Regions from separate parts of the Homo sapiens genome. Here region 1 is linked to region 2. A link is a loop called in an ENCODE intact Hi-C map of the cell type or tissue named here. Cell type or tissue: IMR-90. All regions are shown on one strand. Each heading gives the region's core, and the rest is flanking DNA. Links, peaks and the distances in the headings are about the cores only.

Region 1 (13,098 bases), core at 2,790-10,789, 130 kb after region 2:
AAGACTGAAAGAAAACCTCACTTCCACCTGGCTAAGATTTCATCTCTAACCTGACCAATCAGCACTCCCCACTCTGGAGCCCCTACCCACCAAATTATCCTTAAATAATCTTATCTCCAAATGCTCTGGGAGACTGATTTGAGTAATAATAAAACTCGAGGTCTCCCACACAGCCGGCTCTGCGTGAATTTCTCTTTCAGCATTGCAATTCCCCTGTCTTAATAAATCAGCTCTGTCTAGGCCGCAGGTAGGGTGAACCTGCTGGGCAGATACAGAACCACCAGAAGCTGGAAAAGGCAAAGAAGAATTATTCTCTATAGCCATAAGAGAGAGAAAGACCCTGCCAACAATTTGATTTCAGAATTTTGGCCTCCAAAGCCATGAGACAGTAAATTTCTGTTATTTTAAGCCACCAGGTTTGTGATTTGTTGAAGAAGCAGTGCTAAGTTAATACAACACCGTAGTGTCTTTATCTGTAAAGCAGGGCCCAAGATATTTACACATAGTATTAAATACAAAGCATTTTAAAAGACTAAATTCATAGGGACATTCAGGGCTGTGATAAAATTGCTGAAAACAATGAGGGAATCTAGCCTCATCTTAGATCATTATTTTGAAGGTGAATAAGGCACAGAGAAAGAATCCATTGTGCTTGTTTATTAAATCATTGTATACAGCATCCAGTTAACATTTTGCAAAGTGAGAACAGTTGCCTAGTTGATTATAAAACACAGTGAGTTTTCATGATGATATGTGGTAGGAGAAGAAACAGATATTTCTATAATAACTTGAAAAAAAATAACAGTTAAAAGAATATTCATTAAAATTATATGTGAACATGGCAACTAGCATAGAAAATAGAACAGGTTTCAGAGATAATTGGAAAGTCTATAATTCAGATTTATTCCGTTAAATGATAAAAAAAGAAACAGCAAAAGACATATGGTTATGCAGGGATTAAAGGGCATTATTAGACATACACAGAATAAAAATTCAACTGCTTTAAGATATTATTCACATACCATACAACAAACTCATTTAAAGTGCATAACTCAGTGATTTACAATATATTCACAGAATGGTGCAACCATCACCACAAACAATTTACAAATATTTTCATCACCCCAAAATGAAGCCTCAGATCAATTAGATGTCACTTCCCATTCCTGTTCTGGCCAACCAGAAAACCACTAATTTATTTTCTGTCTCTATGGATTTGCCTATTCTAGACATTTTGTTTATGTAGAATCATACAAAATATGTTCTTTTGTTACTGAATTCTTTCACTTAGCATCATGTTCTCAAGGTTCATTCATGCTGTAACCTTTATCAATACTTCATTCCTTTGTTTTGCCAAATATCATTGCATCTATATTTGTATATACCACATTTGATTTATCTGTTTATCAGTAGATGGGCTGTTGGGTTGTTTACACTATTGAATATTATAAATAAGGCTGTTATGAACACCTGTATACAATTTTTTTGTGTAAAATATATGTTGCCATTGCTCTTGAGTACCCATCTGAGAGTGGAATTGCTGAGGTATATGGTAATTCCATTTTTAACAATTTGAAGAACTGCCAAACTGTTTTCCAAAGTGATTGCCCCATTTTAGCTTCCCATCGACAATGTATGAGGATTCCATTTTCTCTGCATCCTTTTCAATACTTGTGTCTGTCTTTATGACAGTAGCCATCCTAATGTCCTAATGAGTGTGAAATGGTATGCCATTATGGATTTGATTTTGCGTTTTCCCAACTGCCAGTGATGTTGAGCATTTTCTATGTGCTTATTGGCCATGGTGTATGGTCTCTGGAGAAATATCTATTCATATCCTTTTCTCATTTTTAAATTATGAATTGTTTCTCTTTCTTCTCTTTCTTGTCTTTTTAGCTTTGAGTTTTAAGGGTTCTTTATTTTTGGATGCAAATACTTTATCAGGTCTATAATTTCCAAATGTTTTCTCTCATTCTGTGGATTCTCTTTTAACTTTCTTGATAGCATTGTTTGCAGTATAAATATTTTATTATTGGCAACATTAAATTTATGTATTTTTGTTGATTTTGTCACTTGTGCTTCAAGCATTGTATCTAACAAGATTTTGCCTACCACAAATCATAAAGATTTATGCATAAGCTTTCTTCTGAGAGTTTTATAGTACTAGTGCTTGTTTCTGGGTCGGTGGTTCATTTTGACTTCATTTTTGTATGTGGTCTGATGCAGGAGTCCAGTTTTATTATTTTGCATGTTCGTATTCAGCACCGTTTGTTGAGACTATTCTTTTTCTTACTGAATTTCTTGGCAGCTTTGTAGAAAATCAATTGACCATAAATTTGAAAGTTTACTTCTGGACCTTTAATTCTATTTCATTGGTCTATATATCTATTGAGACAGTAACACATTATCTTGGTTACTGGAAAGCAAATTTTTAAACTGATAAATTTGAGTCCTCAGACTTTGGTCTTCTTTTTTAAGATTATTATTTGGGTGGAGGAGAGGTCTCTTGCATTTCCACATGAGTTTTAGGATCAGCGTATCCATTTATATAAAAAAGCAGCCAAGATTTTGTCAGGGATTACACTGAATCTGTAGATCAATTTGGGGATTGTTGCTATTGGGACACTATTAAGTCTTCCTATGCATGAACATGGTATATCTTTTTATTTACTTAGGACTTATACAATTTCTATCAACAATGTTTATAGCTTTGGAATACAAGTTTTGCACTTTTTTTGTTAAATACATCCTTATTTTATTTTGTTACTGTTGTTATATTCTTAATTTTATTTCAGATTATGCATTCCTGGTGTACAGAAATGCAATTAATTTTTGTGTACTGATCTTTTACCTTGAAACCTGGATGAATGAATTTAGTTCCAATAGAGTTTTACAAGATTCCTTAAGATTTTTATACATAATATCACATTATCTACAAATAGAGATTATTTTCTGTCTGCCTTTCCAATTTGGAGGTTTTAAAAAATTTTTTATTGCTTAATTGCCCTTGCTACAACCTTCTGTAAAATGTTGAATAGAAGTGGTGAGAGTATATACCCTTATCTTGCTCCTGATCTTTCTGTGAAAGCATTCCATCTATTTTTTTTTTTTAATTTGAACTTTTATTTTAGATTCAGGGGATACAAGTATAGGTTTGTTAGCTGAATATATTGTGTGATATTGAGGTTGGGGGACAATTGATCCTGTCACCCAAGTTGTAAGTTAAGCATAGTACCCAATAGGTAGTGTTTAAATCTTGTTCCCTCTGCCACTCTCCCCTCTGATAGTCTGCAGTGTTGATTCCTATTTTTACGTCCATGTATACTCAATGTTTAGCTGTTTAGCTCACTTTTACAAGCAAGAACATGCTGTATCTGGCTTTCTGCTTTTGTGTTAATTCAGTCAGGATAATGGCCTCCAACTGCATCCACATTGCTGCAAAAGGCATGATTTTATTTATTTTTTATCACTGTGTAGTATTCCATGGTGTATATGTACCGCATTCCCTTTATCCAGTCCACTGTTGATGGGCACCTAGGATGATTCCATGTCTTTGCTATTGTGAATAGTGCTGTGACGTACATAAAAAGGCACATATCTTTTTAGTAGAACAATTTATATTCCTTTGGTTATATACCCAGTAATGAGATTGCTTGTTCAAATGGTAGTTCTATTTTTAGTTCTTTGAGAAATTTCAAAACTAGTTTCCACAGTAGCTGAACTAATTTACATTCCACCAACAGTGTATAAGCATTCCCTTTTCTCCCCAGCCTTACCAGCATCTGTTATTTTTTGACTTTTTAATGGTAGCCATTCTGACTGATGTGAGGTAGTGTCTCATTATGGTTTTGATTTGCATTTGTTTTATGATTAGTGATAAGCATTTTTTCATATGTTTGCTGACTGTTTTCATGTCTTCTTTTGAGAAGTATCTGTTCATGTCCTTTGTCCACTTTTTAATGGAGTTGTTTTTTTTTGCCTGTTGAATTGTTTAAATTCTTTATAGATTCCGGACATAAGAGCTTTGTCAGATGCATGGTTTGTGAATATTATTTCCCATTCTGTAGATAGCTGTTTACACCATTGCCAGTTTCTTTTTCTGTGCAGAAGCTAAAGATAGTTTACTTAAGTCCCACTTCTCAATTTTAGTTTTTGTTGCAATTGCTTTTGAGACTTAGTCATAAATTATTTGCCAAGGCTGATGACCATGAGGGTATTTCCTAGGTTTTCTTCTAGGATTTTCATAGTTTTGGGTCTTACATTTAAGTCTTTAATCCTTTTTGAGTTAATTTTTGTATATGGTGATATGTAGGGGTCCAGTTTCAATCTTCTGCATATGGATAGCCAGTTATCTCAGCACAATTTATTGAATAAGAAGGTCTTTCCCTATTGTTTATTGTTGTCAACTTTGTCGAAGATGAGTTGGTTGTAGGTGTGCTGCTTTATTTCTGGGTTCTCTATTCTGCTCCATTGTTCTGTGTGTCTATTTTTATATAGGTACTATGTGTTTTGGTTTACTGTCACCTTCTAGTGTAGTTTGAAATGGGGTAATTGATGCCTCCAGTTTTTCCTTTTCACATAGGATTGCTTTGACTCTTCAGGCTTTTTATGTTTGTTTCCATGTGAATTTTAGAATAGTTTTTCTAGTTCTGTGAAAAATGGCCTTGGCAGTTTGATAGAAATAGTGTTGAATCTGTAGATTGCTTTGGGCAGTATGGTCATTTTAATGATATTGATTCTTCTAATCCATGAGCATGAAATTTTTTTTCATTTGTTTGTGTCCTCCTGATTTCTTTCAGCAGTATTTTGTAGTTCTCCTTGTAGAGATCTATCACCTACCTGGTTAGTTTCTAGATACCTTATTTTATGTGTGTGGCTACTGTAAATGGGATTGCATTTTTGATTTGGCTCAAAGGTTGAACTTTAACGGTGTATAGAAAAAGCATTTCATCTTTCATCATCAAGTATAAAGTTCGTTGTGGATATTTTGTAGGTGACCTTTCGCAAGTTGAAAAAAATCCCTTTTACTCCTTGTTTGTTGAATAAAAACCCAGGGTGTGTTAGATGTAGTCATGCTTTTTCCTTATCTATTGAGATGATGTGAGTTTTTGCCCTTTGAAATGGTGTACTATGTTAATTGATTTTCTGATGTTACATTATTTTCACATTCTTAGAAGAAATCCTACTTAGTCATGGTATATAATCTTTTTACGTATTGCTGTATTCACTTGCTAGTATTTTGTTGAGATTTTCATCTATGTCAATAGGGATGTTAGGTGGCACTTTTCTGGTGATGTTTTTGTCTGGTTTTGGTTTCAGGTATTGGCCTTAGAAAATAAGTTGAGAAGTCTTCCTTCCTCTGCTCCTTTTTGAAACATTTAGTGAAAAATTAATATTAATTCTCCATTAAATGTTTGATAAAGCTTACCAGTGAATCTAAGACTGGGGTCTTTTTTTGTGTGTGAGGTTTAAGAATGTCCTATTCAATATTTTTACTTGTTACAAGTTATTTCAGAATTTCTATGTCTTCTTAAGTCAGTTTTGTAGTTCATGTGTTTATAAGAATTTGTCCTTTTCATCTAGGTTAATTGCTTAGTATACACTTGCTTACTTTGCATACTAAGATTCTTATAATTCTATGTTTTTTGTAACATTGTAAACATGTGTCCTCTTACATTGCTGATTTTAGCAATTTCAGCCTTCTCCCTTTCTTTATCTCACTAAAAGTTCATCAAAATATTAAATATTTTCAAAAATCAGCTTGTGGTTGCTTGATTTTCTATATTATTTTTCTATTGTCTATTTATTTTCATCATTATTTTCTGTCTTCTGCTTGTGGGGGTTTAGTTTGTCCTTCTCTAACATATTTTAAAATGAAAATTTAGATTATTAATTTGAAATCATTTTTTATTTTAAATGTAGCCATTTACAAATATAAATTTCCCTGTAAATAAATTTCATAAATTTTAATATATTGTGTCTTCATATTTATTCTTCTTATAGCATTTTTTATTTTGATTTTTTTTCTTTTTTGAACAATTGGCTAATTGGGAGTGTGTTGTTAACTTTCACACATTTGTGAATTTCAAAAATTTTTGTTACTGATTTATTATCATATTTCAATGTGTTGGAGAACATACTTTGCATGACTTAAAACATTTCATATTATTGAGGCTTGTTTCCTTTAATGCTCTAGAGATGTCTGTTAAATCTAGTTGATTTTAGTGCTGCTCAAGTTTTCTACTTTCTCTTTGATCTCTAGTTGTCCTGTCTGTTATTAAAAGTGGGGTATTAGATTCTTTGATCATTATTGTTGAATTGTCTGTTCCTTCCTTTAATTTTATCAGTTTTGCTTCATGTATTTTGAGGCTCTGTCGTTGGACATATGTGTTTATAATTGATATACCTTCCTAATGGATTTACACTTTTATCATTATCAATGTTTTCTTTATCTCAGTGACATTTTAAAAATTTTAAAGTCTATTTTATTTTCCTGATGCTACTTTATAACCTCTACAGCTTTCTATGGTTGCAGTTTTATATGTTTTTCTATCCTTGTACTTTCCATATCTTGGTATTTTTTAATATTAATATCTCCTAGAGGCAGGCAGCGATAAATCTTTTTTTTTTTTTTTCTTTCTAGACAAGAGCCTTGCTCTGTCGCCCAGGCTGGAGTGCAGTGGTGCGATCTCAGCTCACTGCAACTTCCGTGTCTCTGGTTCAAGCAATTCTTCTGCCTCAGCCTCCCAAATAGCTGGGATTACAGGCCCATACCACCATACCTGGCTAATTTTTGTATTTTAAGTAGAGACAAGGTTTCACCATATTGGTCAGGCTGTTCTGAATCTTTTTTAAAAATCTAATCTGCCAATTTCTGTCATTTAATTTGCCTATTTAACCCATTCACATTTACTACTATTATTGATATAGTTAAGTTTATATTTGCCATTTAGTTTTTGTTTACTGTCTCATGTATTTGTTTCTTTGTTTCTTTTTTATTACCTTCATTTGCATTAAGTTAATATTTTCTGGAGTAAAATTTTAATTCTTTTAGTGATTTTTTTACTACTTTATGGAGATTTATTTCAGTGGCAGCTCTATGGCTTAGCGTGTACATATTACTTCATGAGAACATTCTTCAGATTTATATGAACTTAATCCCAGTGAGATATTGAAATGTTACTCTTGTAAGCACTTTCCCTCTTTTTATTTATTCTTATTATTGTTATAAATTTAATACTTATATAAGTTACAAATCTCAAAATATATTTAATTATCATCTTATATGATTTTATGTCTTTTAAAAAGATAAGAGAATGAAGAATACACTGATAGAATTTGTTATATTTGGCTTTGTATTGATCATTTCTAGCCTTATTTGTTTCCATGAATTCAGTTAGAACATTATGTCTTTTTCTTGTTCATATATATATATATAACTAATAATGTAACTTTGTTTCCACTGTCTTCATTTCTGTGGTATTTTCAAATGTATTACATATCTGTATGTTAAATACCTAACAATACAATTATATATATATATTTAAACAACACTATATATATATTACTTTAAACACTTTTAAAAATCAGGTAAGAGAAGAAAGTAGAAGATATATGCATTTATGCTATCTTTTATAATTACATAATTACTTTACCAGAGTGCTTGAATTTTTCATGGATTTAAGATATTATGGAATCTCTTGATTTCAACCTGAAGTTTCACCCTGAATTGTGATGTTTCTTCTAAGGGAGGTCTGCTAGCAAACAATTCTCTCAGTTTTGGTTTATCTGGAAATATCATCTCACATTTTTTAATAAAAGTTTTGATTTATTTCAAAAATGTAGATTTTTGCTTGACAGGGTTTGTTTGTTTGTTTGTGGTTGTTTGCTTCAGTACTCTGAATATGTTATCCCATTGCTGGCATCCATTGCTTTTAGTGAGAATTCAGTTTTCACTCTTATTCAGTCTCACTTTTACATAATGAGTCACTTTTCTCTCTTTTTTTCAATATTATTGCTTTGTCTTTGGATTTCAGCCTTTTGGCCATGATATATCTGGGTGTGGCTCTCTTTGCTTTTATCTGACTTGGGATTTATTGAGACTCTTGCATCTGTATATTACATTTTTTGGTAATCTGGAAAGTTTTAAGCCAGTATTTCTTCAATTTTTTCCATTTTAAAAATGATCTTCTTCTAGTACTGCCATTATATGTATGTTGGTGTTTAATAATGTCCCACAATCCTCTAAGGCTCTGCTCTTTTTTTTTCATTCCTTAGTCTCTCTGCTTTTAAGAATGCATAGTTTTCATTGACTTATGTTCAAGTTCACTGATATTTTATTCTTCTAGCACAAACTTACTAGTTGTCTCTCTAGTGACCTTTTCATTTCAGGTATTAGAATTTTCAATTCCAGAATTTCCATTTTTGTAAAATAATTTCTCTCTCCCCATTAATATTTCTGTTTTATGAGATATCATTATCAAACCTGCCTTTTTATTCTTTAAGCCTGGTTTCTTTTAGTTCTTTAAATATAGTTATAATTACACTTTTGAGATATTTATCTGCTGTCTGACATGTAGACACTCCTAAATGCCATTTCTCTTTCATGATTTATTTCTTTGTATAGGTCACATTTTCCTTTTTTTTTTTTTTTTGATGTTTCATAATATTTTATTGAAAACCAAACATTTTAGTTTTTTTTATTTTGCTTTTTTTAAAATGCGGTATCTGTAGATACAATCCATTCCTAACTCCAGGGTTTTTTTCGTGTTGTTGTTTGCTTGCCTTAGTGACTTACTGGACTATATTTCAGCATTTCTCATGCAGTGTGTATTCTCTGTTGTCCTTCACCAGAGAGCCGAACCTCGGGCATGGGCACATTCACTAGAGAGTGATGATGGCTCTAGTAGGGCTTCATTTGACTGCATCTTTGAACTCTCTTTTAAGTTATCTGCCTCTGTTGGTATCACACTTAGCTATTAGTTTACTAATTATTATTACTAATTATTATACACTAGTTGTTAGATTATTGGTCTACAGATTTTTAAATAATATCATGGAGCATAAATTGTGCCTCCATCTGATCTGAGCCTCTTTGCATGGGTAGACTTTGCAGCTAGGATTTGCAGCTTATTCTGGTTCCAGAAGAACTCTTCTTAGCTATCTCTTTCCCTAGTTTTCTCTGTTAATCAACTACTTGGCTTACAGTTTAATTTGTTGCTCTGATGCAACTGTCATCTTCCCTTAATTGCCTACCACCAAAATCTCTGAGGGTAGAGTGCCCCTACTCCTGAAATTCCCAACATGCTGTTCCAATTAAGTCAGTCATTTTAAGATAGTTATAGAGTCTCTCTCTCTCCCGCTCTCTCTCGTGCATGCTCTCTCTCTCTCTCTCTTTCTCTCTCTCTCATCAGAGCTTTATTTTCTCCCTGGAAAAAAATTTCTGTGACCACTGCTCTGGAGCTGGAAGTGGGCACAATGGCCCAATATTCTCAGAGTGACTCCTTTGCCTTACTAGTAGGGCACTGAGCAGGTACACTTACCTATGATTTTCTTAACTTGCCTCTCCTGGGGTGGAATATCTGTGAGCTAGGATTAAGAAAATGGGGGTGTTCTTAGCTTGCTATGCCTGGGGTTGAGCTTTCAACCTACAAGGAGTGTTAAGCTGAGAAAGGGATCCCCTAACCTCTCACTTCTTTTGTCTAGGTTAAAAATTCTACAACATGAATCTGGGAAGAAGGATGAGAAATGCTGGCATCCTAACCCTCTGGGAGATACTATAGTCCTGCATTGGGAGTTGGAAGGACAAGGAGCCCAGCATTATTAGCTGTGTCAATATAAACAGAGTTTCCATGTTGCTGAGTAAGGAAAAGAAGGAAAAGGAGAGAGAGTTTCAGTGGCTTAATGTCATAGACTCTTATTTTCTTTTATATATATATATATATTATACTTTAAGTTCTAGGTGTGCAGAACGTGCAGGTTTCTTACATATGTATACATATGCCATGTTGGTGTGCTGCACCCATTAACTCGTCATTTACATTAGGATATCTCCTAATGCTATCCCTCCCCTCTCACCCCACCCCACAACAGGCCTCAGTGTGTGATGTTCCCCTTCCTGTGTCCAAGTGTTCTCATTGTTCAATTCCCACCTATGAGTGAGAACATGCGGTGTTTAGTTTTTTGTCCTTGCAATAGTTTGCTGAGAATGATGGTTTCCAGCTTCATCCATGTCCCTACAACGGACATGAACTCACCTTTTTTATGGCTGCATAGTATTCCATGGTGTATATGTGCCACATTTTCTTAATCCAGTCTATCATTGTTAGACATTTGGGTTGGTTCCAAGTCTTTGCTACTGTGAGTGCATAAAGATACATGTGCATGTGTCTTTATAGCAGCATGATTTATATTCCTTTGGGTACATACCCAGTAATGGATTGGCTGGGTCAAATGGTATCTCTAGTACTAGATCCCTGAGGAATCACCACACTGTCTTCCACAATGGTTGTTTTCATTTAGATTTAGGAACTATATTGAATAAAAGTTTTTTTGTTGTTTCTTTTCATTTTCTGTATACAATTAGGACAATTTCCAGACACACTAAATCTTTTTTTGTAAATTTCTATAATTTTTATGGTTGTTTTGCTTGTGAGAAGTCTGTAGAATTTTTTATGTTGCTATTGCGCAAGTTCCTCCAAATATCCTCAGAACAGCGAAAAGATAAGTTAGCTGCATAGGGAATGGTTTTGGAAATTAAAAAAATTTATTGATAGAAAATATCTGCGATAGGTTGGATTCTTGTCCTCTCCAAATCCTCAGTGTTGAAGGTGGGGCCAAATGGGAGGTGTTTAAGTCATGAGGGGGGAACCCTTCATGAATAGATTAATGCCCTCCTTGGGGGTATGGTGAGTGAGTTCTCACTCTGTTTGTTCCCGTGAGAGCTGGTGGTTAAAAAGCTGGTGGTGGTACTTCTCCCCTCTCTTTCTTGCTTTCTATCTCACAGTAGGATCTCTGCACTCACCAGCTCCCTTTCACCCTCCATCAGGAGGGGAAGCAATCTCAGGCTTTCAGCAGATGCTCAGTCTTCTAGCCAGCAGGATCATGAGCCAAATAAAACACTTTTCTTTATAATTATCCAGCCTCGGGTATTCCTTTATTGTAACACCAAACCACTAAAACAATATCTTAAAGTAGAAATGTGAGAGAAGATATATCAAAATGTGAAGATCATTTCTTACTACTTCTGACTTTTTAAAGTGTTGAATTACATTAAAATAAAAATCAAGTGTACACAATCAATAACCTAATGAATGATAGCATTTTTTATGGCTCTTGGGAGGCGATAATAGTTAAACACAATTTGGTTGTTGGATATTTACAGAAATAAAAGGAAAGAAAAAATGGTACAACAATTCTAAACCTACTCTGATTCAACCACAGATGTAAAAATTAATGTATAATCATCTGAGGTTTTTAAGGGAACTCTTTAACCTTTACATAAATAAATCAGATTGATTCTACTTTATTTATAATATTGGTGTAGCCTTGTAAACTTATGCACTTTAAAAAATTAGCTCATACCTACACATTTGGGTAGTCTAATAAATATTGTGTAAGTTATCTTATTTAGCGATATTAGTAACATTAATTTTATTTGTAATATTTTAAATTACATGTTTTTTTCTGATAATTTTTTATGAGTTATGTAGTACCATTTGTAGTCATTATACTTGAAGAAATATTGCCATAAATTTCTAAATATATCTTTTTGGACTGAATGTGCAAGTAAATGAAGGAAAGATGTTAAACAATATATTGGCAAAAAGTTTATTCTCATATGACCTAAAAGTTTTTTAAGAGACTAGATTTTTAAACTTTTATTTTTTAATTTTTAAAAAGTTTGAAATGTTCAAAACAGAAGAAATAAAGAAATAAAAGTATAAAAGCTGGGATATCTAATTAAGAAGAATTGTATTTACTAGTGAAAACTTTCTAAAAATGAATGCACTTTTTCTCCCAAGTCATTCAAAATGCTGATAATTCCAGTGTTTTAAAAAAAATATTTAAAAGTTTTTTTGACATAAAGCATCACAGTCATTAAAAAGTGTGTATATATTAAATGCCATTAGTGCTTGCTTTTGGTTACACAGTTTAACCTGATGCTACCTGCTCTAATGTATACTTGGCAGCATTTCAAGAAAACTAAACAGATGTTTTCTGTTGCCCATAGAGGGAAGGAGTGTCTTTCTCGTGTTCATGTTGGGAAGTGTCTATAGATATCCATTGGGAGTTCCAGATGGCTCACGATGCTACCTGCACCTTTCTGTTCAGTAGTGTTAGGTATAATTTTGTTAACGTTATCCCTTTTATAGATTTTGACATGCTTGAGATGAGAAATTACTGTAAGAAGCACTCTTTATCCACCATGTGAATATTGAGTGACATATGTTAGAAGTATATAAGAGTACATAACATATTGGAATCTATTTTAAATTTATGTTATATTTAAGTATAATATTGAATTTTCTCTACATGAAATTAGAAAAAAAATCTGACAATTAATATGTTATTTGTGCATACACAGAAAGATGCCATATTTTCACAGGTTCATTTACATAGGGACATTTTCCAAAGTGTGGCCTTTCTTTTGCAGCATGAAAGAATTTGGGCAGTATAATAGCATAAGTAAAACATTGAGTTTGTAATTTTTCAACTACCTATTATTTTAAAAAAGCAAAGGATTAATTGTCCACGCACATAATAATATTTGGACCCCTAAGAACATAGAGAAAATAAAATAAAAATATAAGGATCTAAAATGATATAGATTTATTTAAATACTTTGCCAATGTCCTGTAAATATTTTAAAGATTGAGTTTATAATGCAGATATAATAAAATGTTTCTTTGATACATACAGATAATTTTGTAAACATTGAAAAAAATTTGACTTATGCAGATACTCCTTCACGACTGCCTTATATTTGTTATATTTCTAACATTAAGGCAGATGTCTTAGTGTCATGAAACACTAAGACACTAGGAGGTAGTGCAGAATGTCCATCGCTCAATAACTGATTCATTGCATTAAAAAATA
Region 2 (13,098 bases), core at 3,194-11,193:
TTAATGGTCCATAGAAACTAACCCTGATGTACTTTTTCAAAATCCATGTACTAGCTAGGAATATTGCCTTATTCTAAATTATAAAATATCTCTTTTCCTGTAGCATGATATTTAGGGATGAACAGACAATACTCTTCTTCTTTAAGCTTCCATGTAAACTGCACATCATACCCTGAATCTCAGTATTTTCCTCCAACTGCAAAGTTTCTGAGAGAACACACCTATGATAGTAATAGCACCTTTGTACTGAATTTTGTTGAAATGATACATTATTTACCAAAGGGTAATGTGAAAGAAAATTTTGCCAATGTCTCATTCTGTTTTCTTTCCAAAAATAACTTTGTGAGAGTTGTAAATGCTGACTAGAAGCATCTACTGTGCACCACTCTTGTGGAGAGGAAACAAAGTGGTGGGTAAATATTGACTCTTCAAGGGAATCATGTAAGAAACTAGTTGGGATCCATCAGAGGCGTTAGGGGACACATGGAAAACGGAGAATAACAAAGCTGGGAAGGCACCCACCTGGGATCACTGTGAAACCAGGAGAAGCTTCCTAACACAGGGTAAGAGTGAGAGATTAAGAGCCCCCAGGGGATCTACCCTTCCTACAGGGACCTGTGCAACTCTGGGAATGAGAGAACCCCCTGAAACTTCCAACCACAGGCCTCAACTAATACAGAGAGCCTGTATTAATGGAATTTCTTCAGAGGAACCACTCAAGACTATGGGAAGCCCTACAGGCTTTGGATCCCTGAGGAGCCCAGCACTAGCTTCCATTACACCAATAGAGTCCACAGTCACGGTGCCAGGAGAAAGCAGACTGTTCCCAGTTCTTCTCTCCAGACAGGCCTGGACTCCTGCTTCCAGCAGAGTGGCCCCACCTTTTCCTGAACCCTGCTGGTGTGCACAGTTCTGTTTTCCCCTAGGAAACACCTGGATGTTATACTGTACAAGCCCTGTGCCTGCTGCTTCTAGTCAGTAAAGACTTGTTAGATTGAGTGGCTCACAAGCAAGGGAGGATTCCCCCATTCTCAGAACACTGAGAGGGGTGAGATACCCAGGTTTGTGAGCTGGTGGGGGAGAGCATTGTGCCTCCCTCTGTAGGGCTAGTCTGGGAAGGGTGTAGCCTGCATAACCTCTGCCTAAGGGAGCCTCACGCATGGTGTGGAATACTTAACATATGGAACGCTGGTGTGGGATCAGGGATCAGATAGAGTGCCTCCAAGGTCCAGGGGTGGTCTTAGGGAGAGGTTTATTTACCTCCCTCCCCAGTGTCCCACCCCCACTGACTCCAGAGCATTACTGTGAACATGCTGAAACATGAAAGCGCGGCATGGCTAAGAGCCTATCTACAGGCCATCACACTTAAGTGCCATTTCCTGGATCAGAACCCAAATTACAATACCAAAAATATTTTGCCAGTATACAGTGCCTGTGAAACCTAAGGCAAAAACTCAGCCAGAAATACAAATCCTGTACAGAGCATTGACCCTCTGAAAGCACCCAGAAATAGAGCCAACACACTATACTCATCTTACATTACAGTTAAAGGAACAACAGTTCTATCAGATGAGAAAGAATCAGCACAAGAATTCTGGCAATTCAAAAAGCTGGAGTGTCTCCTGACTTCCAAGTAAACAATCTAGGCCCCCAGGAATTGTTCTTAACCAGATTGAAATGACAGACATAGAATTCAGAATCTGGATGGCAAGAAAGCTCATCAAGATCCAGGAGAAAGTTGAAATCCAATCCGAGGGATCCAAGAAATACAGTAAAAGGATCCAAGAGCTGAAAGATGAAACGGTCACTTTAAAAAAGAACCAAACTGAATTTTTGAAATTGAAGAGTTAACTATAAGAATTTAAAAATACAGGCAGAAGCATTAACAGCCGACTAGATCAAGCTGAGGAAAGAATCGCAGCACAAAACCAGTTCTTTAAATCAACTTAGACAAAAATAAAAAGAATTTAAAACATAAATAAAACTTCTAAGAAACATGGAAGTTTGTAAAGAGACAAAAATCTGTCACTCATTGGCATTCCCGAAAGAGAAGGAAAGAAAGTAAGCACCTTGGAAAACATGTTTGAGGATCTAGTCCATGAAAAATTTTCCAATTTCACTAGAGATGTAGACATGCAAATTCAAGAAATATAGAGAACACCTGCAAGAGCCTGCATGAGACAAAATTCCTAAGGCACATCGTCATCATATTTACCAAGGTCAACACAAAAGAAATAATTTGAAAGCAGCTGGAACAAAAGGTCAACACACTTACATAAAACTAGACCCCTACATTTCACCATATACAAAAATTAACTCAACATGGATTAAAGATTTAAATGTAAGACCTAAAACTCTAAAAATCCTAGAAGAAAACCTAAGAAATACCCTTCTCAACAACAGCTTTGACAAAGAATTTATGGCTAATCCCCAAAACCAATTGCAACAAAAACAAAAATTGACAAGGTGACTGATACGGTTAGGCTTTGTGTCCCCACCCACATCTCATCTTGAATTATAATTCCCACAATCTCCATAATTTCCACGTGTCAAGGGAGAGACCAGCTGGAGGTAATTGGATCATGGGGGCAGTTTCCCCCATGCTGTTCTCATGATGGTGAGTGAGTTCTCATGGGATCTGATGGTTTTATAAGTGTTTGGTAGTTCCTCCTGCATTCACTCTCCTTCCTGCCATCTTGTGAAAAAAGTGCCTTGCTTTCCCTTCACCTTCTGACATGATTGTAAGCTTCCTGAGGCCTTTTAACCGTAAGTCAATTAAACCTCTTTCCTCTATGAATTAACCAGTCTTGGGCCATTGTTTATAGCAGTGTGAGAAGGGACTAATACAGGGACTTAATCAGCTAAAGAGCTTTTGCGCAAAAAAGAAATCATAAATGGAGTACACACGTTGCCCAAAGAATTGGAGAAAATATTTACAAATTATGCATCTGATAAAGTTCTAATATCCAAAATCTACAAGGAACTTAAAGCAATCAACAAGTAAGAAACAATCCAATTAAAAAACGGGCAAATGTCATGAACAAACACTTCTCAAAAGAAGATGTACCAATGGCCAAAAAATATATGAAAAAACTGCTCAACATCACTAATCATCAGAGAAATGCAAATCAAAACCACAATGAAATGCCATCTTATACCAGACAGATGGTGATTATTAAAAAGACAAAGAACAACAGATGCTATCGAGGATATACAGAGGAAAGGGAGTGCTTAAACACTGTTGGTCAGAATGCAAATTACTTGAGTCACTGTAGAAAGCAGTTTGAAGATTTCTCAAAGAACTTGAAACAAACTTCCATTTGACACAGCAATCTCATTACTGGATACATATCCAAAGGAAAATAAATCACTCTACCAAAGAAGACACGTGCACTCATCTGTTCATTGCAGGGTTGTTCATAATAGTAAAGACATAGAATCAACCTAGGTGCCCAACAGTGGTCGATTGGATAAGGAAATGTGGTATATATACATCATGGAATACTACACAACCATAAAAGTAATAAAACCCTGTCCTTTGCAGCAAAACGGACACAGCTGGAGGCCATTATCCTAAGCAAATTAGCACAGAAACAAATACCACATGTTCTCACTTACAAGTGGGAGCTAAACATTAAATATGAATAAACATAAAGATGGAAGCAATGAACACTGTGGACTACTAGATGGGGGAGGAGAGGAGGGAGGAATTAGCTAAAAACTACTTATTCCATACTATGCTCACTACCTGTGTGACGGGACCACCTGTACCCCAAATCTCAGCATCATGCAATATACCCATAGAATACATCTGCACATGTACCCCTGAATCTTAAATAAAATAAAGTAAATACATTTAACTTTAACTTTGTTGCTAGTTTATGAGAGGTCACTATGCTCTGTAAAACACAAAAACAAAACGTAAAAGCAAGGAATGCTTTCTGCCCATATTCCTTATAGGAAAGCAGACAAAGTTTCATAAAAGACAAAACCCTGAGTATTAGAGGTTAGTGGACTGGTGGTGCAGTAAAATCTGATTTTTTTCAGTAGACATTACCATACTTCCCATCTTCAGTTTTCCATTCCAGGTTCTTGGGAAATTCATCACGCTTGCAAGAATTAGTTGTCCTAGCATCATACAGATTTCTATTGTTTGTTAACCCTAGTGTCCTATGCATAATCTGCTTACTTCTATTTACTATTTCCTCCCCACTGCTAGGTCTCAATTAACCATATTGAATCACTTATCCATTTTGCTTAACTGGTGATGTAAAGTAGCACAATAATAACAAAAAGCAAAAGTTAACAAATATAACAATAATATAAAGATGACCTGAAAAAAATTCAGTTAAAAGAAGATGAACACTATTCACTAAATGTTGGTTGGAAGCACAATTGTGGCTCAACACTACAACCTGGAAGAATATAGATATCATTAAAAACTACTGAAATTTCTGCAGAAAACATACTTAATTCCATATTTGTGATGTTACATTCAAGTCACTGATTTTTAAAAATTTCCAATAAAGTTTAGCATCACTTGATAGGCCACTGGAAATTATCCGTAGTAAATACCACAAATTTTGAGAAGCAAGTTCTATGCCTTTTTTGAACAACATCTTTCTGAATTATTTCATAATAGCCTATATTTTTCTTGCTGATATTGTGAACTCAGTTTGAAATGTCTCTCTTTTCTTCTCTCTCTTTTCTGGTTAGTAAAATTCATCATAAACTTCAAGGCTCAGTTTAATTGACATTTTGTCCATGAATTTCTCTTAATCCCAGCAGTAAGAATAAACCTTACCTTGTATGTGTTCTTATAGCAAATAGTTGGCATTTCTCTTATAACACTTACCACATTCTTCATTCTTTGCTTGTTTTCACCTTTAGGGTAAGAAAAATCAATTTTTCAAAGTATTACAGTTAATTACTTGTAGAGAAGGACCAGACCCCAGATCTTTTAACTCTTGGTCCAGAATTCTATCTACTGCATTACACAGAACTGCTTCCTAAATATCCATCAAATCCAGCAAATATTCCGTTTTTATTATTCTTATTTCTTATAAATTTGTTTATATCTTTATAACTTTTCTGTTTCTTGGTCCCCTCAGATTGTAGTTTACTAACAGAAGGGACAGTGCTTATTAGTGTATTTTGTGAAAACCTTAAAAATGTTTAACTCCGTATGTAATGAAGTGAGTCTAAATGATCATACAGAAGAGGAGGAGAAAAGAGAGGTAGGGGAAAGAATTGAAGGATGAAGTGGGGAGAAGTGAATGAGGTAGCAACCATAGAGTAAATACTAATGTCACTATCTCTTATTAATGAAAAACACATTTCAAGGATAGAGATTCCACACCCGTGGACTTTTGTCATGGGGTGGGGAGAGGAGGGTTATTAACAAACCCACAGAGCAAGAAGTATTTGTCGCACAACTGGGACTCATCATTAGATGGAATTAGCTTCCTAATCACATAAGTGAGAATGAGGGAAAAATATTTGGCAGTGAGGACAATGTTAGTAAATAGTTCTCAAGTGACTGAGTCAAATGGCTGCTTCCAATCAAAATCTGAATGTCACTCAAAACAGCATCTTACAGAACAGTAGCTTGTGTTCCCCATACAGTGCTTTTGTTATCCTCTCTCAAATTTCAAGTTGTGTTTTCCTGATTATTCTAAATATGAAACTCAGAATTTGTCCCCCTTACAACTGTGATTGCATTTGTTTTGTTTAGGTTTATTTTTTCACTTGTGTTTCTCCATTAGCTTTTAAGCTCTGTAATGGAAGTTTCTAATTAGTTTCAAAGTGGCCAGAGGGTAAGGCAGTTGCTTGATTCTTCACACATGGCACTGTTAACTCCTAAAAGCTGGTTGAAAATCTAGCACTCTGCCATGTGTTTTGAACAATGAAAATTTTAGAGGACTATTATCTTTGAAAATTATATATACTCTGGAGTTTACTTTGAACTGACAGTGTTTATCCTCTGTATTTGCAAAAATAAACAGAAAAATCTTTAAATACTAACAACCACATCTGATTCTTGATATTCCTTGGCAACTAATCACAACTCCTTTGCAAGACTTTACCCATGACATGTAAATATTTGACAAGAAGCTAAATTAGAGCTATTTGAGCTTCTTATGCATTTAATGATCCCCACTATAGGGCCAGAAAGTAGACTAAGAGTAAAATTAGGAAAAGCGCAAGGAAAAGTGCAAAGGATAAGAAAGTTCACCAACCAACATGGTGGCATGCTTTTAATGGCCTATTATATTGCTGCTAATGGGGAAATTCCATGTTGTTGGTTCCTGTTCATGATATTACTTACTATTGAGTTTGAAAAAACTTAAGTTTTAAACAGCTATAAGCAAATGACACAAATAACTTTTCTGATCTCTCTTACATTTTTTGTGTAAGACATGTCTGCTTTTGGTTTCATGGTACTAAATTAGTTTGAATACCAACGGAGAGCACTTTTTGTAAAATTAAAGGAGATTGCATTGAGAAGGGCTAAACAAATTTCTTAAAAACACAAGTTGCAAACTAAGACCCTCTAAGGTAAATTCAAATCAAATGTGTGTTATTCAGCTAAATAGACTCCTAGTAAGAAAAATGAAAAGAATTTGCAAGCCCTGTAGCTGGACTTGTGCCCAGCAGTTTACCAAAATGCCCACATCCTCTTTCGTCATGCATCTCACTTGAATCACTAAGATGCATTATCTGCATGTCTTCATCATTTGATAAGAAGGAAAGACAGATTTAGAGGAGATAATCAGTATGCCCTAAACCGTATAGCTAGTTAGCAGTAGAGCTGGGATTATAACCTAAAGCTCTTACTTTCCAGATAAGAGCTCTTACCATTGTTTTCCAAAAGTTTAAAGGCTATGGAGTATTTTGTAGGATGACATGATTACTGCATGTAATTGGATTTATTTCTCGAAATATTGGAGCTTTCAAACTATGTGTTTGTGAGTTTAGGTGGAGAAATCAGACAATGGTGGAGCTGAAGTTCTTTAGTGTACAGTTGAACATAGGTTGTCTCTCAAGTAAAGATACTTAATAAGACATCACTACACCTTCCAGCTATAAGTCTCTTACTACTGAGAATGCCCATGAACCACAGAGACGGTGAAAACTTCCAATCATCATCCGAAGAATATTCAAGAAGCCATGATTAAATAGATGGACACTGATGATATATAAGTATGTTTATTTTTTGATGGGAGGAACTGAGTGATGAATTTATTAGCACTCAAAGAAAACCTGGGGCTATGAAGGGAATACACAAGCTATCATTTCATGAACATCAGGGTTAATATGAACTATAAAGTGACCATGAGAGTCATTACACAGAGACAGCATTAATGAAAAACTAATGTTTCTTTGCCACATTGGTTTGGTTTTAGTGCTTTAATCTAGACAAGTCAAATTTAAGAAGAATGCTTCCCATAACACAGCACGCAGTTTAACCATAGAAATCTCTTATCCATATCTCTTTCTAATACAGCAGACATGATGTTTGGAAACAGAAGCATGTTATTTAAATGGACTGTTCATCAGAATCTATTTTGTGGTATTAAAAATTTCTTCCTTGAATTCCTCTTCTTGACCCTTTTGGCATCAAGAAGTGTTTAAAAGCATAAAATTCAAAATGAAAGACAAGATGCTTAGTAATCTGTTGTATGTGCCAGGCTGGCAGTGGATTTTCAGGGCCGAGTGTTTCCCTGCAGATGATTCATTGACAAGAGGGGCCAGCATAGTCTCAGAAGAACCAGAGCTTTGAATCCCTTAGACCAAAATATCTCACCAGTGAAAACTGGAATTTTTATCTCTGGGTATCTTTTTCTTCCCCTTTATCATTACCAATTAATGTTTATTTGCCTCCTTCCTGGAAGTTTCTGCCACTTTTTGTTTAATGGTGTGTATATAGTTTTATAATAAGTGTGTTAACACGTTGTATAATTATTATGTGTGATTAATCCTGCATGCTCTGGAAAACTGTTAGTTTTTTTGTTTTGTTTTGTTTTTTTAAATTTAACCAGTGAGGATGACTTTAAGTCTTTGTGTTACTCACGTATAATGCAAGTTGATGAGAACTCTGGTGAATGCAACAGAGCATGAAAAGCCTGTATTTAAAAATCTGTGGTGAAGTAGCTGAGAAGATCACATTGTTTTCTACTCTTAGGACCATCTGTGTGGTAACGGGCACATAGAGAAGAATTTTCCATGTGATGCAAGAATGTTATGGAGATCGGAGTAATAGGTATATTATATTTCACAACAGGATGAATGTCAAAACATGTTGTTTTGATGATAACATATGGATGAAGTGTTATCAAAAGTATTTGTGACAGCATTTGATGCAAGGATAGCAGTCTGAAGTCTATTAGATATATGCATTGAGCAATCAATTGATAGATTGATACACAGATAGATGGTAGGTAGGCAGATAGAATGATAAATGTACAGATATAGATGAGAGGAAAGACAGCAGGAGACAAAGAGGGAGAGAAGACTGTAGTATATCTATACAAGACCTATAATAAATTGCTATTTTGATGATAGAAGTATCCCCCTCAGACTTTCAACTTATGATTTGCAAAGGTGTCTCTCTTAGTAGGCATTGAGACTGGAAGGGATCAATGCCCAAGACCATTTTCCAGAGTTCTGTCCAAATGTATAATGGAGCCAAGTAGATGGAGACCAAAATATCAGCTTTCGTCCTGACAGAGGTGGAATAATGTACCTTATGCATTATACAATCACTGGCTTGGATGTAAACTGAGGCCTTGCTGTACAAGAGCAGAGTCTTTACCTCCAGTTTATTAGATGGTTAGGAGCAAACAAGAGTACAGATCTCAGATCCACAGTAAGAAAGGGAGGGAGAAACTTAAACTTTACATGCCCAGTTCCTTACTTCAAACTGGACCAATCAGTTAGCTCACAGTTCATGCAGTAATAAATATGGACTTCAGAATCACTTTTCTATCTCTGACTTTCAGGCCATTATTCCTTGATTTTCTTTTTTGTGCTCGCTGTCATTTTTACAGTGTATTTATTCATGTTTAAATTATTTTATTACATTGACTCTATGCTGGTACCTCTTACTGTTTAAATTTAAATTATTTTGATTCATATATTCCACTCTTATAAATTTCTGATTTTTTAATTACTCCAGCTGTCTAGAACAGCATTTTAAAAAACACCTTCTTTAAATCCTTCTTTAAAACCTTTTTGGTTCAACAGCAATAAAATGCCTTTTAATAAATATAGTCAGAACAGATATACCATAGAAAAGAAACAAATTACAAAAGCATATGCATTGTTTATTAAGTATACACATAGGTAATGATAGGGGAAATCCCAATTCCACAACAGCTGGTCCCCTCTTGTAATCAAAGAAAATTCTTAAGAATAAAGCAGCGATTACCTCATATGAGATGCTACCACATACATTTAATGCACACTGTCTCAATTAATATTTACAGTTTTTAATGTGACAAATTACTTCATTTTTGATTAACTAATCTAGGTTGAGTGTAATAATGCTGCTTACAAAGAAAATGCATAGCAAAATTTGTCTATGTATTCAGAATAGAGAAACCAGTCATACTGAGCTTCTATTCCTGGAAGCTCTGTTCCAGGAAGAAGAGACTTTAAAACAATTTTAGCAAGTTAACAATATTTGTTTTTCATGCTTATTCAAAATTAAGCAAGTGATGTCGCATGTTAAAAATGTGTCTTTAGTTCACCAATAGAAATTCTTTCTTTCTTTCTTTCTTTTTTTTTTTTTTTTTTTTTTTTGAGAAGGATTCTCGCTCTGTCTCCCAGGCTGGAGTACAGTGGTGTGATCTGGGCTCACTGCAAGCTCCGCCTCTAGGTTTCACGCTGTTCTCCTGCCTCAGCTTCCCAAGTAGCTGGGACTACAGGCGCCTGCCACCACGCCCGGCTAATTTTTTGTATTTTTAGTAGAGACGGGGTTTCACCATGTTAGCCAGGATGGTCTTGATCTCCTGACCTCGTGATCCGCCCTCCTTGGTCTCCTAAAGCACCAGTACAAATTCTAACAATTTACACTATAGAGTTATGATTTAGTTTCTATTATTGCTTAATAAAATAAATTCATTCTGGATCCTTGAATCTCCTATGAACAGATCTTTTTAGATTAAAACATATTCAGAATATTCTAAATGGTTTTTTAGGTGCTCCATGATAAATTTGGCAAATATATAGTAACAAAATTATCATTTATCTCTTTAATAACTGTGGCTAAATTTTTGGAACATGTCGTTACCATCTATAAAAAGCTTCCAACTTCTTTAATTTTTACTCATTAACTTTTTTCAACCAATGAAAAAAAACTTGCATCACATTCTTGCATAAGCAATAATATTATTAAAATAAACAAAGCAAACAGATAAGTACATTTGGCTGCTTTGTTTACATCTTGTTCACAGTTGAGATCAAATTGGTTTCTTATCTGACAAAAACACCATAAGATCTTTGCTTAGTGGATAAATACTTGACACTCTTTACCTTCAATAACCTTAGTAACTCAGCCTGCAATAATAGTTTATAATAACTTTCTGTTTTGTCACCTAATGAAAAATAATATCAAATTTAATTCAGTAGCCTTTACATAATTAACAATTTTACTACATCACTAAACACACTCTTTAGTGAAGCTTATAATTTATTTAAACATAACTTTTTCAATAAGGGAAGCATTGTACTGCTTTCTATTCTGCTGCAAGCTCTTTAATTTGAATAACTTCTCCAGAAAGTTTCATGACACTGCAGCTGTGTCATTGAACAATACTTGTGCCCCAAATTTAACTTTCAAACTGCATTTGTGAGCAATGCATGCAGTCACAGCTTTACAGAGTGCAGAGCTAATTGTGTTTGTTAAAAATGAAGCAAAAAATAAAATGAAATCTTCCATCATAAAGTCATCACACTTAAATTGTTCTTACAGTAAAGGAAGTGCCCTTTAAACAATATTTGCACATCAAGCTACCAGAAAAAATACTTTACTAGCTTTATTTGTTCTTCTAACTCATCCTCAGTTCCTGAATATGTTCAAATATGGTATGTCACTGGAAAGTGGTACTTGAGTTACCTTCTCTGCAGCAGTCCCTCAGCATTTCTAAGAAAACACATTTGATGCGGTATTTCACTAATGTGTTTGTAATTGTTTGTTTTTTTCAGTCTTAGCAACCCGAAGTGCTACTTTATAAGAAACCAACAATGCACTAATGTTTATATGTAAAATATTGAACATCTGCTTCTGTTGACTTTATTTTAATAATCTGTCTTTCAAATAGTTCTTTGGTTTTGAACTTATTTCCATATGTCTTTTATGTTAATACCATTTAAGTTTTGGAAGTTAATTGCCTCATTAGTTGTTGCATTTTCACAAATAATTCAATGTTGTTTTAGTGTGTTACTATCAATTACAATAAATATATGAGAGATCATACTCTTAAGTAAAACTTGCATGAACTCATTTGATCCTCATGCCTTCACAGTTATTTCTACCGTCATCATTTGGTTTACTGTTGCTGCTGCAGTCTCAAAGTTGAAGCTTTTTACTATAAGCAAATTAGGGTTAAAATGAAGATTACAATATTTACTTCCCTAACGTAGCCAATAATGTAAACTATAAATGAGTATTTAAAAAAAGGGTTGATGAAAATTTTAAATGATCGTAAAAGTTGAAAGTTACAATAAATTGACTATCTTGCTTATAGCTATATAACAGCGAAAACTTACAATAGCCTGTGTTGTATCATGTTTCCACTGTGCTTGCCAGCACAGGCTACTTACCACACAGCTTTGATAACACCCATACAATTCTTTTTCCTGTTAACCACAGGGCACCACTTGTCAGTCACTTGGATGATGAAGTCACTATAAAACTTTCTAAGTATTTTTCCGATTTTTATACCTAGCACTGCTCCATGGACCACTGTTTTCTGAAAGGCATCATGATTAGAGGAAATTTCAGCCACACATAGAAGTGCCAGTAGGTTTCAGCTGTTCTCCTCCTGCTGTTCCTCATTTCATGCTTCTTTCTTCTGACAAAGAGTAGCCACGGCCTACCATCACATCTGCAGCTGGGTTTCAGAATTGTTCTAGATCACTGACTGATGCATGCTTCCCATTATCTTACTTTTTGAACGGGTGTGTCTATCGTAGTCAATTGTAGTCCTTCTGTCCTCATCTCACCATTGTATGGTATGAGCAAGGGGCAATACACCATTTCCTTTCAGTTGTCGAAACTCCAGATCAGTAGGTCCCACTAACATGAGGTCTCAGTCTCATCCAGATCCTGAACCACTAAACTTCTCTTTCTTCTGGCACTAGGATTTTATAGATGGTGGTCTTTTTTATTTATATTCACTTATTCTACTCATTATAGTGTATTCTTCTCCTAGTCCTTTTCTATGATCTCCAAATTTTCTTTTAAGTAAATTTTATCTTTTGTTTTCTTCCCTCTCATTGGAGTTTGTTTTTGGGGAGTGATGGAGAGGGTGATTGTTACTCTCTTCCTCCCTCCCTTCCTCCTTTTCTTCCTTCCTTCTTTTTTACTTCTATCTTTCCTTCCTCCCTCCCTCCTTCCCTTTCTTTGTTGTTTCTTACTTTCCTTTCTCCTATCCTCCTTTCCTTTCTCCCTATCTCCCTTCCTCCCTCCCTTCATTTTTTTACATCATCTGTAGTTACCTAGCTAAGATTTTTCCCTATGACCTTTAAAGTCTGTCTATATTATGTCCTCACTCCTTTCTGTAACTGCCTTTTATCATCCCAGCTTTATCTAATCACCACCTCATTACTTTCAGCAGTTGTAGGGTATATATTACTGGTGCAACAATCTCAAATTTCCTTTTATTTGGGATTCTTCATCCTAATGTTATCATCTAATTTTTAAAAAATCATTATTCAGTTCAGATAAGTGGATTTTTTTGGTCTTTATTTGGAAAAGAGACAAACTTCCTCCTTTTTTTTTTTTTTTTTTTAGGTGTCTTCTTTGCAACTTTATTCTCTTACCTGGAACATTTTTTTTAGTTTGGACATTACACACAGATAACTTCTTTATTC

Evidence for each region. Hi-C counts contacts between places; a loop is a spot of excess contacts. Peaks named below come from ENCODE experiments on the same cell type or tissue, not always from the same donor. Only the 100,000 strongest peaks of a DNase experiment are listed, where the experiment ranks them.
Region 1: a loop joins it to region 2, with 2.3 times the contacts of the local background. A loop is called at or near these places in 1 of 110 quality-filtered maps.

Annotation. Positions count from the first base shown.
Region 1 is chr2:145,990,362-146,003,459 of GRCh38, reverse strand. No RefSeq gene overlaps it. Among named protein-coding and RNA genes, the nearest start is that of LINC01911, 840 kb to the left of the region's middle. In IMR-90, for the core only: no CTCF peak of the experiment used is centred there; no DNase peak of the experiment used is centred there.
Region 2 is chr2:146,118,534-146,131,631 of GRCh38, reverse strand. No RefSeq gene overlaps it. Among named protein-coding and RNA genes, the nearest start is that of LINC01911, 710 kb to the left of the region's middle. In IMR-90, for the core only: no CTCF peak of the experiment used is centred there; a DNase peak (open chromatin) is centred at 6,671; H3K27ac peaks cover 142 bases.